Linked DNA regions of Mus musculus: region 2 is linked to region 1. A link is a loop called in an ENCODE intact Hi-C map of the cell type or tissue named here. Cell type or tissue: left cerebral cortex. All regions are shown on one strand. Links, peaks and the distances in the headings refer to the core of each region. The heading gives the core; the rest is flanking DNA. Region 1 has its middle 33 kb from the start of Gm39473. Region 2 has its middle 23 kb from the start of Gm39473.

What was found. Peaks named below come from ENCODE experiments on the same cell type or tissue, not always from the same donor. Only the 100,000 strongest peaks of a DNase experiment are listed, where the experiment ranks them.
Region 2: it touches region 1 in a loop (2.3-fold over the local background); 2 of 42 quality-filtered maps call a loop at or near these places.

Annotation. Positions count from the first base shown.
Region 1 is chr12:74,787,876-74,797,513 of GRCm38, forward strand. No RefSeq gene overlaps it. Among named protein-coding and RNA genes, the nearest start is that of Gm39473, 33 kb to the right of the region's middle. In left cerebral cortex, for the core only: no CTCF peak of the experiment used is centred there; a DNase peak (open chromatin) is centred at 4,351.
Region 2 is chr12:74,843,577-74,853,214 of GRCm38, forward strand. No RefSeq gene overlaps it. Among named protein-coding and RNA genes, the nearest start is that of Gm39473, 23 kb to the left of the region's middle. In left cerebral cortex, for the core only: no CTCF peak of the experiment used is centred there; a DNase peak (open chromatin) is centred at 5,562; H3K27ac peaks cover 394 bases.

The DNA of each region.
Region 1 (9,638 bases), core at 967-8,966:
GGAAAGATTTAAAGAAGCTATACAGTGGAGAAACCTGTAACTAAGGCCCACGACTGAGCTAGCCTTGATTTCAAATTGCCTGGGCATAACTAGAAAGAAGGGCAATGTCCCTGTTGTTCCTAGGAAATAAAAGAGATTGGCAACACAGTTCTCCAACATCTGTCGCCAGTCCAGTCCCTTGGATGATAGCCAAGGTCATAGAGGAGAAGATGAATAAATTAATTTTATAACTCCCCATTGAGAAGTGGAGTTTGAATGTGACATGATAGTAAGCAAAACTTTCCGTGGGCTTCACATATTAAAGACTCTTTAAGGGAAACTTACCATTTAAAAAGCATCAAGAAATGAAGGTGTTGGCATAGAAATGAGAGTCCTCTCAAGAAGTAAGTGGACCATGAAGGAACCAGACATTAACACATGAGGTTTCCTTCCCTCCCACCTCCTGTCATTCAAGTTGTCACGGAGCACTGTTAAGTGATGCTTGAGGCAACTTGCCTTGACCTGGTGAGGCAAGAGGAAATCCCTTACTGGGTCAAAGAATTTGTCTGGTGATTGTTGAGGACCATCCAGCAGCTTGCAAGAAACGGGGTATGGCTGAAGAGGCAGACTCGAGCTGAAAGAGAGGGAACTAGATGGAAGAGAGAAAGAACGGAGCTAAGTCAAGACATTCTGATCAAAGCTCAATTTTAATGTCGGGGAACACGCCTTATGAAGAAGGGGGTGGGGCATTCCCGCCGAATCATCCTTGGAGTCCAGATGCAGGTGACCACGTGTAGGCTACAGAACAGCTAGGCAGCAGGTAGCAGCAGCAGCAATGGCAGAACAATAGGGTGATCCAGGGAGGCAGACTCCACCCCAGGTGATCTCCTAGTGACAACAACTCAAGCCTGCTCAGCCTGCTTCAGGCTGTGGGGGGAGGTTACAGGTGATCACTCATGAAATCCCATCACCAACATTTTATTGCTGTTCTTTCTCTATTTCTTGTTTAGGATGTCAGTGTTCCAGATACATATCATTTGTCAAGCTATAACATCTCTTCTCCAACTTCTGGTGTGAAATGAGGATAGATGGTTAAGACTAGCTTTTCCTCTTCCTACGTATCATGAATTTTCTGGTCCACTTTCTTCTTTGCTTTTCTACCTTTATGGAATGACTTGGCAATTAATAATGGCTTCACGCTGTTTAGAAATTATGACAGAGTAAGAACAACATGTGGCTATTTTCCTCATAAAAAATCATCCCCGTGATATTTGATATTATCCCCCTAAAGAGAAGATTGACTGCTGCACTGCAAAACACTTGGGCAGAATACTTAACAGAGAACAGTAACCACCTTTTATGAGAGTAAAGGAAATAGTCAACACAAGCAGGTATTCCTCTTTTTTATTAGATATTTTCTTTATTTACATTTCAAATGATATACCAAAAGGTCTCTGTACCCTCCCCCCAGCCCTGTTCCCCCTACCCACCCACTCCCACTTCTTGGCCCTGGAATTCCCCTGAACTGGGGCATATAAAGTTTGCAAGACCAAGAGGTCTCTCTTCCCAATGATGGCTGACTAGGCCATCTTCTGCTACATATGCAGCTAGAGACACGAGCTCTGAGGGGAATGGTTACTTCATATTGTTGTTCCACCTATAGGGTTGCAGACCCCTTCAGCTCCTTGGGTACTTTCTCCAGCTCCTCCATTAGGGGCCCTGTGTTCCATCCAATAGATGACTGTGAGCATCCACTTCTGTATTTGCCAGGCACTGACATAGCCTCACACATGATAGGTATATCAGGGTCCTTTCAGTGAAATCTTGCTGGCATATGCAATAGTGTCTGGGTTTGGTGAATGGAGTACTCCTCAGCTATTAAAAACAATGAATTTATGAAATTCTTGGGCAAATGGATGTATCTGGAGGATATCATCCTGAGTGAGGTAACCCAATCACAAAAGAAGTCAATTGATATGCACTCACTGATAAGTGGATATTAACCCAGAAACTTAGAATACCCAAGATACAATTTGCAAAACACAAGAAAATCAAGAAGAAGGAAGACCAATGTGTGGATACTTCATTCCTCCTTAGAATAGGAAACAAAATACCTATGGAAGGAGTTACAGAGAAAAAGTTTAGAGCTAAGACCAAAGGATGGACCATCCAGAGACTACCCCACCCGGAGATCCATCCCATAAGAAGGTATTTCTTACAGCCTAAAAAATAAAGCCTTAACCTTCTTTCTAAGCAAGTCCATAGCTCACCTTTTCAGCTTCCTGTAGCTGCATCCCCATACATCCCATTCATAGACTGAAGAACATCCCAGTTCATCAATTAACTATGATTGAATAAAAGAATACATATCCCTAAACTTATTTCATGATCTTGTTTTAATGGTAAGCAACTTTCCTTTAGCTGTGTTGAATAAACCCTAACAGTAGGCACAAGAAATTTCAGATATTTTCCAAAGAGAAGGCCCATTGAAATCTTATGTTTTGTTCCCCACCTTCTGACATATTTTGTCTTATTGAGGTTTCTTATACCTTTGGCTGTAAGTCTAGCCTTTAATGACTTAACCATCACTCCAGGCCTTGTTGAAGTTTCTAAGACACCTGTCTTGTGCTATTCTTTAAGTCTTATCTGGTCAGTGTCATGATAATTTGTGAAATGTCAGAAGGGTCAAAGTTCTTTATTCTCTTTTATATCTGAGAGGAGAGAAGTTGAAATGCCACTCTGCCTACAAGGAAAACCTGCTTCTGGCAGGTTTGTGTGTTAATATGGAGGGGGAAAAACGATTTTACTGACTGATCCGCATGCATAGCTCAAAACTGATCAGAATGCATGTCGGTTGTCAAGGGCTTGGCTGAGCTGTTTAAGTAAGTACACCGCATCTGGAGGAGCAACAACAGCAGCTGTAAATTTAAATTACCACCTAATTGATTTATGATACACCATTGTCATACCCTGTAATGCATTTGCCAAACAGGGCAGTTAAATGCAGACGTGACAGGAATTGCCCTTTCCACTTTCATCTTCCAGGAGGTTGCAGTACTCTGCAGGCTTCTACAAACACATGTATGATGGCTCTGACTCACACAATGACAAAGACAATTTCAGATGCTTCTTTCTAGAAACAGTAAGGAGACAGTGTGATAGTTTTCTCATTTCTTGATATATGATCACAGCTCAATTTTTTTTTAGCTCCTACTGAGTATGATTCTGGATAGAATACTTTACATCTCCTCAGAAGACTTCTTTATTATGCCTCTCATTAAGGATCTATAAGTTACTAGCAGTAGTAGAGTGAAACTAGGAGAGAAGGTTTTATCTTTTTTTTTGAGTAGCATCTGCTTTATGAAGTTTTCAAGAAAGTCTGCGTCCTTAATCAAGGATGAAAAGGTTCATTTACTGGACAGGATACTCTAGAAATTGAGTGTTCATGGTTCTCTAAATTTTCCCAAGTGTTCTCTTCCAGTTAAGGTCCCAGCTGCCACATGAGAGAGTTGGGCGTGTGCAAGTGCTATCTATGTGATCATTTATACACTGTAGATACAGATTCTGAGTCTAATTTCAGATATCTGCCTGTGTTGATGCTGGTTGTACTGGGTCTTTAACTTTATGCAAAGCTCTATTCATTCAGAATTGAAAAAATAATTTTGCCACCCTTGAGCTATCATTAAGCCAACATTGCTTCTAAAATGATCAGACTTACTAAGGTCCAAATGTTCTCCCAAGCTGTGGTAACTAATCTCAGTGATCAACTTGATCAGATCCAGAAGCAGCTGACCTCGGAGTAGATCCCAGGAAAGGAGTTACAGAGGTCCTGATCACATGACCTCAGAGTAGATCCCAGGAAAGATCAAAATAAAATGTAGAACCTGAAAAACAATGAATTTGCTTTTTTATAACAATATAATTTTTATAGCACTATAAGTTATTAGAACACAAAGCCTTGGTTTAAAGGAAGGTATTCTTTCCTGGATGCCAACAGGTAATACATTCATTGTGAAAATAAAGCATGCTGTAGGCTAAAGCACTCATATTTTTTCACTGGCAGCAAATTCATCTTTTTTTCAAGTTCTATATTTTAGTTTGATTCTTCCTGGGATGCTTTCTAGCAATGCTAAGTATTAGTCAGATGCTACACAGGAATATATATATGGTATAAGGAATAAAAGATGTCATCCTGAAATCAAGAAACCCCTGCCATCTTTGTAACAGAGCCCATTTGCATAGACTTTCCAACACACTAGACTAGAACTTCCAGAGTGCTACCCCTGCCAGAGGTGGAGTGCATTAAGCGTTAGCTTGCTGGAATAAACGCTCAGCCATCTGGTCTCCACTGCTCTTACAACTTCTAGCAGCTACTGGAGCAACTGCTGATGCCTCAGAGCCAGCATAAATGTACTTCTTCCCTCCTCCACTTCTCAGTCTCTTGGTGCCTCATTTTTGGCAGAATCTAACAAGAAGCTAGATGCCAAGAGAGAAGGGTAAACACTTTTCAGTTCCAATGGTTTGAAGCAGGGTAGAAAAGTGCAGGTGGCACTTAGGTAGAAAACGGATAACATAACCAGAATGAAAACTTAGAACTGAGATGGTTATACTGAAGAGATGCCTTAGTTGCCCTAGGATGTTTTTTAATGAAAATTAAAGCCACTATTTGCATTTTTCAGTGTGTTCAGCTAATGACTATCTCTGTCTTAACAGTTTCTGGTGGCAGAGAGGAAGTGGGAGGCAGCTAAAGCAAACACTTCACTTGCAGTAATGACAAAGAAAGCACCCACACTGAAGATAAGTGACCTGGTGACTTTATGTGATGGACATTTAGCCAGTTTGGACCAGATCTACCTTCAGTGGTGAGCCATGTACCTCCTAAAGCTACAGTGTTATCGGATAAAAACAGAAAACATTTTCTGTTTGATGTATGTTAATTTTTTTTCCCAGAGAGAACATTGTGATAGAGAACTAGGAACTTAAACTGGACTTTATTTAGGTAGCTGACATGACAGAAGAAGACACTACCAGGCTAAACTGATGTACTCTTGATTTCTATCAGGAAATCTTTTCAAATGCTTTAACTCTTTGTGGCAGTTTTAATTGTCACCCTGATAAGGTATGGAAGCACACTGAGTCCTGAGTCCTGGGTACCACTCACATCCCCCCATCTCCCATCCCGACCCCAGCAGTGGTATATTTCCATTCATTCTCCAGGCCCTCTGGGCTTCTCTTGTCTCTCCCCCATGTCTGATCCTGCCCCCTTTTCTTCCCCTTCCTGCTCCTACTCAGGTCCCTCTCTGCTCTGCCTCCCATGATTATTTTGTTTCTTCTTCTAAGTGGGATTCAAGCATCCTCACTTCTCCCTCTTAGTTTAATGTCTTACAGTCTGTGGTGTGTGTCATGGGTATTGTGTACTTTTTTTTTTTTACTAATATCCACTTATTAGTGGGTGTATACCATGCATGTTCTTTTGGGTTTGTGTTGCCTCACTCAGGATGACATTTTCTAGTTCCATCCATTTGCCTGAAAAATTCATGATGCCCTCATTTTTAATAGCTGAATAGTATTCCATGGTGTAAATAAATCATATCTGGGACATCTAGGTTCCCTTCAATTTCTGGCTATTATGAATAAGGCTACTATGAACATAGTGGAGCATGTCCTTGTGCTATGGTGGAGCATCATTTGGGTATATGCCCAGGAGGGGTATAGCTCAATCTTCAGATAGAATTATTTCCAATTTTCTGAGGAACCACCAGATTGATTTCCAGAGTGGTTGTAGTAGTTCTCAATCCCACCAACAATGGAAGAGTGTTCCCTTTTCTCCACATCCTCATCAGCATGTGCTGTTGTTTGAGTTTTTGGTCTTAGCCATACTGATTGGTGGAATCTCAGGGGTGTTTTGATTTACATTTCTCTGATGACTAAAGATGTTGAACATTTCTTTAGGTGCTTCTTGGCCATTCAAGATTCTTGTGTTGTTACCTTAGCAGAAATGCCCAACAGTGAGGAGATGGAACCTGAAGATCCCACATCCAGTAGATAGACAGGGCCCCCAGTGGAGGGATAGGGACACCAACCCACCTTCAAATTTTTGACCCAGAATTGTTCTGGTATAAATAAATAAATAAATAAATAAATAAATGCAGAGACAAAAATGGAGCAAAAACTGAAGGAATGGCTGACCAGTGACCTGTATAAATAAATAAATAAATAAATAAATAAATGCAGAGACAAAAATGGATCAAAAACTGAAGGAATGGCTGACCAGTGACCTGTCTAAATAAATAAATAAATAAATAAATAAATAAATAAATAAATGCAGAGACAAAAATGGATCAAAAACTGAAGGAATGGCTGACCAGTGACCTGTCCAACTTGAGGTCCATCCCATGGACACACACCAAACCCTGACACTATTACTGGTACTATATTGTGCTTGCAGACAGGAGCCTAGCATGGCTCTTTCTGAGAGACTAAAGTCTCTATGAGACTACCAGCAGCTTATTGAGACAGATGCAGATATTTACAGCCAACCACTGGACTGGTTCAGGAATCCCTTTGGAAGAGTTAGGGGAAATTTTTAATAAACTGAAAGAGGTGGCAACCCCACAGGAAGAACAATAGTGTCAACTAACCTGGACCCCGGAGAGCTCTGAGAGGCTAAGCCACCAACCAAACAGCATACACGGGCTGGTCCAAGACCCTCAGCACATATGCAGCAGAGGCCTGTCTTGTCTGGACTCAGTGGGAAAAGATGTACCTAATCCTATAGATACTTGATGCCCCAGAAAAGGGGATGCTCGGTGGGGGCAACCCTCTTAGATGAAAAGGGGGGTGAGAGTGGGATGAAGAACTCTGGGAGGACTAACCAGGTTAGGGAGGTCAACATTTAGAATATAAAAAAGTAAAGTAATTAATTAAGGAAGAATAAAAACAGATGTAGACGCACCTGGGAAGGGAGTCTCAATGAAGGATTATCTCGATTAAGTTGGTTTGTAGGCTTTTCTGTTATCATGATAAATAGGAAGACATGTCCATGTGGGTGATATCTTGGGTGGTAGAAGAGTAGAGAAGAAAGCTGAGCATTATCATGCAGCATAACTCACTGATTTTCAGTCTTCACTGTGGATGTACTGAGACATATCTTTCAATGTCCTGTTACTATGACTTCTCTTTGATGATCGACTGTAACTCAGGCTTGGGAGCCAAGAAAACCCTTTTTTTAATAGGTAGATCTATCCTTTCTTCTTAATGGGCTGTCAGTGCTGCTTCTCCCAACACCAGCATGAGCTGGTATCTATTCCTCATTGCAATCCACTGAGAAAATAAGGTAACCAATAGAATCTACTTCCTCTGCTGCCACTCAAGCAATCCATCTCTCCATGTTCTGACGCTCCTCCTAGAAGACCTGCCCAACTTCCAACAGAGAGCTGATACAAATCTATTTCACTTTGTCGTACCAGGGTGCTGACTGAGAAGCCCATCCCAGAGGCTCTCACTCCCTTTCTGGTAAAGCTCTGCCATGCCACCTCTCCAGGCAGGCCTTCATCTCCTCTACCCCTAGAATACTTGATAGCAACTCCCCACTTTGGACTCTTAGCCATGCCTTTTCCAGTCTACTAGCAACTACAAATACAGACAAAGTATGTGCTATTTTTTTTTAACCTGGAACTCAGAACAGTATTTTCTAGATCTTTCTGTGTGACTTCATATATGTTGTTACCTACTTTTCTAAATAATGTTTTCTCTACTTCTATGCATTCCTGTACATGGGTAAAAGCTCTAGTTGTGTGCCTTCTTATACATATATCACATTTATGTATGTATATACATGTATACATGCATTTCTGGGTGAATCTTTAGCTGTCTTTCTTCTTATGCATGTATTGCACTTATGGACATATATACCTGTAGACATGCATTTACTTGTCAGATTAAACCAGTACTATGGATTTTATTATCTTCACTTTGGTGAGAATTCTAGAATTTCTGCCTCTAGTACTATTCTAACTTTGATCTTAAATATATATATGGACTTCCAAATTTGTCCTTTAGAGCCAACTTAATCATACCTAGCCTGTGTTTTCTGCCTCAGAAATGGGTTCTGTTTTCTTCTAGTCATTCAAATAAAAATCCTTTGAGATCTATCTATCTATCTATCTATCTATCTATCTATCTATCTATCTATCTATCTATTCTTCCTTCCTTTCTTTCTTTCTTTCTTTCTTTCTTTCTCTCTTTCTTTCTTTCTTTCTTTCTATTCATTTCTTTCCTCACTCCCTCCTTCTCCTCTCTCTGTTGTTCTTTCTATGTGTTTCTATGTGTCACCATTCATTTTCTTTTCATTTTTTTATTTTTTAAAGATTTTCCTCGTTTGCATTTCCAATGCTATTCCAGAGTCCCCCATACCCTCCCCCCAACTCCCCTACCCACCCACTCCCACTTCTTGGCCCTGGCGTTCCTCTGTACTGAGGCATATAAAGTTTGCACGACCAATGGGCCTCTTTTTCCACTGATGGCCAACTAGGCCATCTTCTGATACATATGCAGCTAGAGACAAAAGCTCTGGGGGGTACTGGTTACTTCATATTGTTGTTCCACCTATAGGGTTGCAGATCCCTTTAACTCCCTGGGTACATTCTCTAGCTCCTCCATTGGGGGCCCTGTGATCCAACCAATAGCTGACTGTGAGCATCCACTTCTGTGTTTGCTAGGCCCCGGCCTAGTCTCACAAGAGACAGCTATATCAAGGGCCCTTTCAGCAAAATCTTGCTTGTGTATGCAATGATGTCAGCATTTGGAGGCTTATTATGGGATTGATCCCCGGATGTGGCAGTCCCTAGATGGTCCATCCTTTTGTCTCAGCTCCAAACTTTGTCTCTATAACTCCTTCCGTGGGTATTTTGTTCCCAATTCTAAGAAGGGGCAAAGTGTCCACACTTTGGTCTTCCTTCTTCTTGAGTTTCATGTGTTTGTCAAATTGTATCTTATATCTTGGGTATTCTAAGTTAATGGGCTAATATCCACTTATCAGTGAATACATATCATGTGATTTCTTTTGTGATGGGGTTATCTCACTCAGGATGATGCCATCCAGATCCATCCATTTGCATAGAAATTTCACAAATTCATTCTTTTTAATAGCTGAGTAGTACTCCATTGTGTAAATGTACCACATTTTCTGTATCCATTCCTCTGTTGAGGGGCATCTGGGTTCTTTCCAGCTTCTGGCTATTATAAATGAGGCTGCTATGAACATAGTGGAGCACATCTCTTTCTTACTAGTTGGAACATCTTCTGGATATATGCCCAGGAGAGGTATTGTGGGATCCTCCGGTAGTACTATGTACAATTTTCTGAGGAACCGCCAGACCAATTTCCAGAGTGGTTGTACAGCTTGCAATCCCATCAATAATGGAGGAGTGTGCCTCTTTCTCCATATCCTCGCCAGCATCTGCTGTCACCTGAATTTTTGGTATTAGCCATTCTGACTGGTGTGAGATGGAATCTCAGGGTTGTTTTGATTTGCATTTTCCTGATGATTAAGGATGCTGAACATTTTTTTCAGGTGCTTCTCAGCCATTAAGTATCCCTCATGTGAGAATTCTTTGTTTAGCTCTAAGCCCCATTTTTTAATGGGGTTATTTGATTTT
Region 2 (9,638 bases), core at 1,178-9,177, 56 kb after region 1:
AAACACCCTACAAGCTTGCCTCTAGCCTGATTTATGGAGACATTTTCTCAGTTGAGGCTCTCTTATCTGACAACTCTATTTTGTGTCTATATTTACATAAAACTAGCCAGTACAAGAATGTTTAAGGGGTATAACCTGGTAAGAATATTTTTGGGGCTGGGGAGAATAATCAGGTATTTATGACCACAGATATCAAGTGCATACATAGAAGTATGTATGATTTGCATTAGATACATGCAATATCCATATCATACCTTAAATTAATATGCATTTATTTTATGTGTGCTGTGTATCAGGGGCTGTATTCTGTACTGGTAAGTCAGAGGTGAGTCTAATTTGGTTTGGCTTTACAGAGAATGTCATAATAGAATGTGGTACGCGTGCTGCAAGAAATAGTGAACATGCATTACAGGCATGCAGAGAGCACTGAAGGTACAAATGTGTACAGGGGTAAAGGTAATAGCAGGGAGAAATGCCATGTCTTAGCACAAAAAGACATTTTCCTGGTGAAGTAGGAAAATGGATTTTTAGATGTGAGACAAACAGTCAAAAGATTGTAAATGTCAGAATGGATGTATGTCACAGAGTATGGGTGCAGAGAAGTAAAGGGAGAGGTGAAATCATGGAATGAAACTGTGAAGAGTCAAAATTTGGAGAATAGAGAATTTGGATTGACCATACAGACAATAGAAAGTCATTAGTAATCTTAATCAGTAGAATCTCATGTTTTATTTCTGATCTCTATGTTCCATTGTGTGGCTTATAAGGATTGCTTTGGTGAGGAATTGATTGGAAAGGGAAAAGAGTACAGAAACATCTAATAAAAGTCTGGAAGCACTCCTCAGAAGAGATGAAGCAAAGCTACTGAAATTGAAATGTTAATGGAAAATGGGAGATGGATCTGAGAAATGAAAAAGAAAAGAAAAGAAAAGAAAAGAAAAGAAAAGAAAAGAAAAGAAAAGAAAAGAAAAGAAAAAGAAAAGTGGGAAATTTTTGCACCTTGCAGTACACAGAAACTGAGTGGAGGGGCCTGAGGAAAGGTGTCAGCCATTTGCCACACTGTCATACAGGAACCAGGTACCAATGGAGGGGGAACAGCAGGTTTGATAAGGAAGAGTAGATGTGTGCATTCTATAACTAGAACATAATTCAAGCAAGTGATGCTACTTGTCCTGTGGTAGAGTACACAAGACCACTTTGTGAGAACCTGTAGCATAAAATGAGAAGATGGGAAGTATAGGAGTGTTAGAGCAAGAAAGGAGTTCACAGAGGCAACAAAAACGTCACAGAGGTGACAAGACCCTGAGCACAACATAACACAGAATGGAGGGGGAGAGAGAAATTAAGAAAAAAAAATCACAAGATCTATACCATATTAAAATGGTGTTTTCAATGTCTACATGACCATACATGGGTAGGGTACATTATAATTTTTTTAATACTTACTTTATTCTTTGTGTATGAGTGTTCTGCCTTCGTGTCTGTACTGTGTATGTGCCTGGTACCGCAGGGCTCAAAAGAGTGAGCTGGTTTCTCTGGAATTGGAGTTATGGCTGGTTCTGAGCCATGTGGTACTGGAAATTGAATCTGGGTTCTCTGAAAGAGCAACCAGTACTCTTAACTACTCAGCCATCTCTTCAACCCCAGGGACAATCCTTTTGAAAACCCATGTGTCACAACATATGATATGCTCTCTGAAGCACAGTATGTTTTCATAAATTTTCCTTGTGTTTGTTTTAATTGTTCTGTTTTTTTTTTCTAAATGGAATAAAGCCCTAAGCTTGTCAGCTAAGCTACTATAACACTGAGCTAAATCCCAACCGCTCATAAACCTTCTTTGAATTGAAATATAAGCCCACCTTGATGTCAGGGAAGTCTTCAGTGACAAAATGCCATAATAATCATGCCATTCAAACCTTTCCCTAGAGGAAGACTACATACTTCTGATTCTCTGCACTGTCACATTCATGGTGGTAACATAGTACTGGTACTGTTTCCTTCAGAAAAACTTCTGTGATTGTTGAAATAAAGTCAAGAAGCTATTCATTGAGCCTAAAGAAGCCACATCTGTCTACCAACAATGTTGCAGAGAACAGCAAGTAAAACAGAGATGCCAGAGACTTTCAATGATAGTAACAGGTCTTTCCAGTCATAGGTAACCCATGTATGCAGTTTGTCTTGCCCAGTGCAGGGATCTAAAGCTTCCTCAGCACTATGAGTGCAAGAGATATGCAAACAACCGAGATTGGAGCTGTTCACCTGTGTCTACATTACAGGTATCTTAAGCATAGCAATGGCCTGGACCAACTGACTGAGTTTCCCATAACACAGATGTCACAAACGCAGCATGGAACACTCAGGGGAATCCAGACAGTGCACAGTGCAGAAAAGAACAGGAAGTGGGATGTTGCCAAGCACATTTTAGCTAAAGATTTTTTACCATACCTTCACTGGAGAGTGCTTTTGTTTACTTATTAAGGAATAAGGGAACCCTCTTGTAGAAAAGATGCCATCCATAGTCTGTAACTAGGTCTTAGGTAGATGAACAGTAGGGTGTAAGATCTTCTCAGTCTTTAGTGTAGGCTTGACTTGTTGACAAATCTTTTCATTGTGAACCTCTTTGAGTATATAAAAAGTATACACAAAAAGTGGTGAAGAATGAAAATACAGTTATGGATGTACAGAGGCACAAATCAATATGGCTGTCCTTCAGGCTTTACAGGAGAATAGTTCCAGGACCCTCCCAATTTTAAACTTCACAGATATCCAAATACTGTTGTTAAGATGGAGTAAGATTTATATATGAACTCCACACATCTTCCCATGTACTTCAAACTGTCTCTGGCTTACATACAACACTTATCACAAATGAGTGCTCTACAAATAGAAACTACAGTATATTTTCAAAGAAAAAGAACAAGAAAAAAGTCTGTGGATGATAGAACGAATTTCCCTGTGGGTCCACAGGAAGAGCAGTATCAACTCTTATCTATTAGCCTCCTAAATGAAGTAGTTTCTTAAATATTTTTAGTCTGTAGTTGATTGAATGTTCAGACATTGAATATACAGATATAAAGAGGTGATTTATATTGGAAGAAGTAAAGATATATATATAGAAGCAAAGATGTGTATGAGTAAATATAAAAAATATACACTTATGAATAATTATCTATATGGTACAAATACAGACATATAAACATAGTTTGGCTATATGAGTGCTCTTGACCACCATAGGCATCAGCCCAGGGCAATTACGAACAAGGGATTAGTGATGCCAATTTTTTTTTCAAATTTTGTAAAGTTGCAAGATAGTTGATGGACTCCCTGAGATTTGCTTGAATATTTTATGGAAGGAGAAATAGCCAGGGAGTCAATCAGAGGAAACTGGCTAGTTGAAAATGTCAATACAAAATAATAGATACACACCTGCTTACTGAATAATAAGTTGTTTATTTTTTGCATTTGTTGAAATGTGCTTTTCCCTATAACTAATAGCTTTTGGACTGGCAAGGTGGCTGATCAGGTAAAGTGCTTGCCACCAAATCTAATGACCTGAGTTCAATTCCCAGGATCCACATTGTAGAATGAGAGAACCAATTCCCTTAAGAAATCCTCTGAGCTCCACAGACATTGTATGGGCACATACATGCACATGCATGCATGTGTGCGTGCGCACACACACACATTTTTCATAACTAAGAACCTTATTTATTTAATATATTATTAACTTTTCATGCAATATTCTTAGATTATATCTTTCCCCTTTCCCAAATATCCCAGATGCTCCCTGCTTCTCTACCAACCCAACTTCATGTGCTTTGTCTCTTAAAAATTAAAAAAAAAATTAGAAAAGGAAAAGCAAAACAAAACAAAAAATAAAACCAGAAAAAAAACACCAGACCCTCCCTCCCCCCCCCCCAAAATAATGCACACACAAAAAACATGGAGCCCCTTTTAATCAAAATTGAAAGTTAATTTCTACCTTGGATATTTTGAAATATTGTTTTAATTGCTACTAAACTACAGAGACTAAGTCAGAGACCATACAAGGGGAAAGTCAAAGCAACAATGGGATGGGAAACAGGATAATGATACTGTATAGACTTTGAATAGACAGAGGAGAGGGCATGATAACCAAGGGAAAGCAATGGGGAGAGGAGAGTAGTGTGGCCCATGGAGCAGGAAGATACTAGTATAACAATGGACACACAGCACAATATTGAACTGGAGACGATGCTCTTGATCAGTGGGATCTTTGAAGGCTAACAGGTTCAATCTCATATTAACTAAGAAATTGATGCCTACTGATGATTTTCAAAAAGAGAATTAATAGGAAGAAGTTCATCTTAGAGAAGATTAATTGTATTTAAGATGGCAAAGAGTTGGCTGACCAGTAGATGAAACTTGGACTTTAAGTCATTTGATGTAGATAAAGACCAAACTGGTGGGTAGATATGTTGAGAATTCGGAGTAGGCATGAGAAAGCTCTTAAATTAAGAATTCAGCAACTACCTGACTGTTCAGTTCTTGACACTGGGGACTAATCATTCCATCTTAGTTAAAAGGCACTAAATATAAATCAATGGAATTGATTAATTTAAAATACAATGACTGGCAAGAGCTGGGACATTGATTTAAGTTTTAAAATATGACATATTGAGAAGTTTTTAAAGACCGAGTTTTATTTAATTTTCTCAATCGATGCCTTAGAGATGTTTATTTTCATCTCATTTTCACTTAAATGGAAATACAGATTACAATATTTACAACAAACAATCTTTTTTTCCTCCTAGTGCAGAGAGTCAAACTCAGAGTCTCACAAAGGAGAACAAGTGAGTGCACTTCCAGTGAAATTTGTATATTTGCTAAAGGATGTGGGTAGATGTTCTGAAAAACACGAAAAGTATACAAAGGAAGTGGCAATACCAAGTTATAGTATACAGACATTTTAAAATAGTACAGTATAACACATAAAAAATAGTCCTATTCTCTATCCATTGCATAAGGATGTAAAGGGTATTTTAGTTGTTTAAAGTTAGTTTGGATTGATCATAAAAATCAAGAGTCCAGATTAAATGCCAGCACCAAAGTACCCCAAGTAAATTTTGTTCTGTATTTATAGAACTGTGAATACTGTATTCTCATGAGAAGAACAATCCGGAGTCTGAACAAACAGTCCCTCGCAGAGGATAAAGCTTGAGAGTGACAAGATGCCGACAGATTATGACAGCTGCTGTGCTGCCTGACCTGGAACATTTATGCAGTTTCTAAAAGTGCATAGGAAGCACATTTTATCATCGCATCCAGGGCATCAACCTTATATTTTGAGGTGTTCATTACCCACAATCCCATGGGCTCTGGGAAGACATCAAAACTGGAGTTCATTAGTTAACATTTTAAAAGGACACGATTTGAAGATGCTCCCCCCAGGTGCCCTGATTTCAGCAAATTTTGCTTCATATGCCAAGTGCTGAAAACAGCTAACACCACTATTATTATCCACAAGGAAATCCACCCACCACGCGGACCTGTGCCAAGGAACCAGTCTGAAATGCTGACAGCATCGCAAGGCTTTCCAACTGCAGGGACACGGAAGCAGCTGCGGTTTTCCTCACCAACGCAGATGGCAAAAAGGGAGTGTGTTTGTTGGTACTCAAGAGGGTGGTTACAGGATGGGAAAGCCGGAAAGAACTTCTGCAGATGTACCCAGCCATGCAGCAGTTAGTTCCAAATACTAGTTACTTGCCTCTCACATCTCCCACCTGCTCCTTGTCTGATTGCTCGTTCTCGAATCCTTCAGTTACCATCTACCCAATGATCCATGCTGTAAAACTGCAAAATTTGGATTTTCCTGTCCACTGTCCATCAGAGTGAGAAAACTTCAACTCCATCCTTCACCTCTGGCTCACACCTATACTCCCCTGCCCTCACATTTCTCTAGATGCCTGCTGGAGGGTTTCCTTAGGTTTGTGTTTGATCTTAATGAATTATTAAGACAGTATTCTATCTTTAGTAATGATGTGATGATGTGTTAGAGAGACTTGATGTTGGAAAACCCAAACCATTAATTTAGAAAATAAAAAATAAAAATGAGCAGTTGGAATCATTTCTATGTGGCGTTCAAATCCAGAATCAATATTGAACTTAACAGAATATTGGCAGACAGATTATTTAATTAGATAACCCAAACATTGCTAGAGCCTGGGAAGCTGGCTGTTGGCAAAACCCTGGCAGAAAAAGCATGAAGATCTGAGTTCAGATCCCCAACACCCACAAAAAGCTGGGTGTAGTTATAATTATACCTGTTTGTAATCTTAGTACTGAGGAGGTGGAGACAGAAGGAGCCCTTGACTTTCTGGCCAACCAGTCTAGACAAGTCAGTGAACTCCAGTTTCAGTGAGAGACCTAGCCCCAAAATGAAAGAAAGCAACTGAGAAAGACAGCTGATGTTAACTTCCAACCTCCACACACATGTGCACAGACACACACACGCCCCCAACCCACACACATGCCCCACTCACCCACACATGTGAGCATACACACACCCACACGCACGCACACATGCTCACATGGGTACACACACACACACACAGTGCTAAGTTATTTTAGAGAAAAAGATTGAGGCTGAAGAGACAGAAGTGGGGTTAAAGGATGCTACCTGCTCCATATAATGTACTTGTCAATGATATGCCTATCACACTCTCCTGCCTTATGCACTTGGACATTCAGCAAGCGTAAGATCTCAGAGGAGTCATCTTCAGAAAATTAAGATGTGAGCTTGGCTTTTAATTTTGGAGGTTGATACAAGCAGCGATCTCCTTACTTCAATACCAAAGAAATACATTGTTTCCCCTGAAAATGAAGTCTCTCCTGAGGAATTCAGATCCAGCCTGAGTGACAGCTTGGGAGGGGGTCTATTGACTGCTGCATACCTCTCCACAGAGACCACTGTTTCCGGCCCTATCAGGGGCCAGGCCTATTGCTATGTGACAGTCACCTTGGAGACACAGCAAGAGCAGCTTCCCCCCAGTGGCCTTTTCTTCAGTTCCTCACTTTGAAAGCCACTTATACTTGAATGTATTATTTAATCTGGTGAAAAATGCATCAGTCTTCCAGACCTTCAGAGCTCATACAGGTTTTAAAAGGTCTGGAAATCTTTCTAAAACTAAAATAGCCCTGTCCTTGACAGGGCGATGCATGGTGTTCTTATCACGACCATCGGCAGCGAGCCTGAGTTAAACAATTAAATAAACAGTTTGTGAATTTAGGTTTCATGATGCTCCACTCCTCACCAAGGAGCTTAAAGGGGCCTCGAATGTTGTAAAGCAATTATCCTCCCACCACTCTTAAAAAGAAGTACAAAATTGCTATAGTCATAGCCTCGAATCGTGTTAAATCCCAGTTGAAAAATAACTAGCAAAGGAAAGGAAAATAGCCTGACCCAGCTTAAAGAACAAAACCCAAAGCCTTGAACAAATGCCGAATGTCCTCACAAAGGGAAGAAACTGACTGTGCCAACTGAATCAAAGATTCCCAATTCAATTAATACATTTAAACAAGACCCGCAGAATTTGCATGTAAGTTTTTGGTACTTTTAAGCTATAGAATCAAGCCACAGATAGGCAGAGAGACAAAGGCTTGTGGTTATTCTGTGCTAAGCCATGCTACCTAGGTTTCAAGTACATTTCACAGAATTCTCGTCTCTGTGTGAAATGGAATCCCAAAGATATTCAGAGTCTCATTTAGATTGGAGATTAACTCTGTTTCAGACAGTGCAGTGCAATTTGTGTATATTGTTGTGGCTATGCTACCCCTATCGACATCTTTCTTGTTACTACCTTGGAAGTCCACATCTTTTAAGAGTTATTTTTACTTGTATCTATGTGTGGTAGTTTTTAATGGAAAAGATCCCCATTGACTTATATGTTTAAATTCTTGGTTCCCAGTTGGTTGACCTATTTGGAAAAAATTAGGTGTGGCCTTGTTGGGGAAGGTATGTCACTAGGGATAGGTTTTTAAGGTTCCAAAAGACTCTCAAGCCACTCCTCCTCCTCTGCCTCCTGCTTGTAGATCAAGATGTGAGCTCTCGGCTGCTCCTGCCATTATGTCTTTGCTCTGCCATAATAGACCCTGACCCTTTAAAACAGTAAGCTCCAAAGATACTCTTTCTTCTATAAGTTGCCTTGGTGGTCCTGGAATTTTATCACAGCAAGAGACGAAATGATTAAGGCAACATGTGAGTGTCTGTATTTGTATGCCACATTTATGTGGTTACCCTCAGAGGCCAGAAAAATTTATTGGTTCCTGTAGAGCTATAGTTATAATCAGTTATGAGCTGTCCAATGTGGGTGCTGGGAGCCAAACTTTAGTCCTCTGGAAGGGTACTCTTATCTACTGTACTGTGTCTCCAGCAGGGGCTTCTAGTTTTGAACTTGATATATTCTTTGGGCACAGTATCAACTTGTCTTTCAAGTCTCCTACTCATCAAAGTCAAAGTCTCACGGGCAATGTCATCCCCTCTTTCTCCACTCTACCCTGCAGGCTCCAGCTTCACTCCACTTGATCCATTCACCTTCTCCTTTCTTCTCTAGCTTCCTGATCTGACCACTTCAGGTATGTTACCAGATGCAAATGCAAATGACTTTGCAGAAACTGCTTAAGCAGTGTGCCCAATGGAAAGAAGTACAGAATTGCAATGGACAGAGCCTCAAAGGTGCTATTACCTCCTAGACACAAAGACAGAGATGTGGCAGTCTGCTCCAGAAATTAGAAACAAGCTGATCTCATCACCTACCTGCTTAGTTGCAATGTACCAGCCCCTTTAACAAATTCCTTACTTTATCTGACTCCCGATGACTTGCTTCTCTGACCAAATTTTACTGACCCAGGGGCATGCCAGGCTCTGGGGTAGGCATATTGTGATATGCTGTCCAATTAAAACTGCATAAAAGCTTCATTTTTAACTGTGTTGGAAGGAAAATTAGGTGAAGTGCCTATAGTCACACAAGTCTGTGGCACCAAATTCAAGCTTTATGTCATTACCCCAGTGTCACGCAGTTTGATAAAGGCTCCTATCCCTGAGGCAGATTGAACACTGCTTTGATAAATATAGGTGACAAGTTAAAGAATTCAGAGCCCAGGGCCTGGTTATAATAATAGGCTAGAGGGATACATGTTGATTAGACCAGAGACAAAGCTAAGAAGCCCATGACAAGGACAAAATAAAGGGGCTGGAAGTAAGCCTAATCTTTATGGACCAGAGAGTCTCAGCATGAGTTATTAGAGCATAGAAAACTGAAGATAAAACAAGTAATAATCCAGAGAGGAAACAGAAGTTGGAAAGTCCAAGGGACTACTAAGGTGGACAAAATAAAATTTGGGAAACTAGACATCACATTTTGAATGAATACTACATCTTTAAGAGGCAAACTTGACATTATCAGAGACAAATCACCGGGAAAAGCACAAGGGGAAAGGAAAACGCATCACTGCGAATCTGACCACCAGCAGAGAAAGGGCCAGGGGGAATGTTCAGAAGGCAGGAGGCAGCAGCAGTTCAGAAGGCAGAAGTCTGTGGTCACTTGGCTCTATGGCTTCAGGCCGTGAGAGTGATGTGGAACCTCCTGTTGAGGAGCACA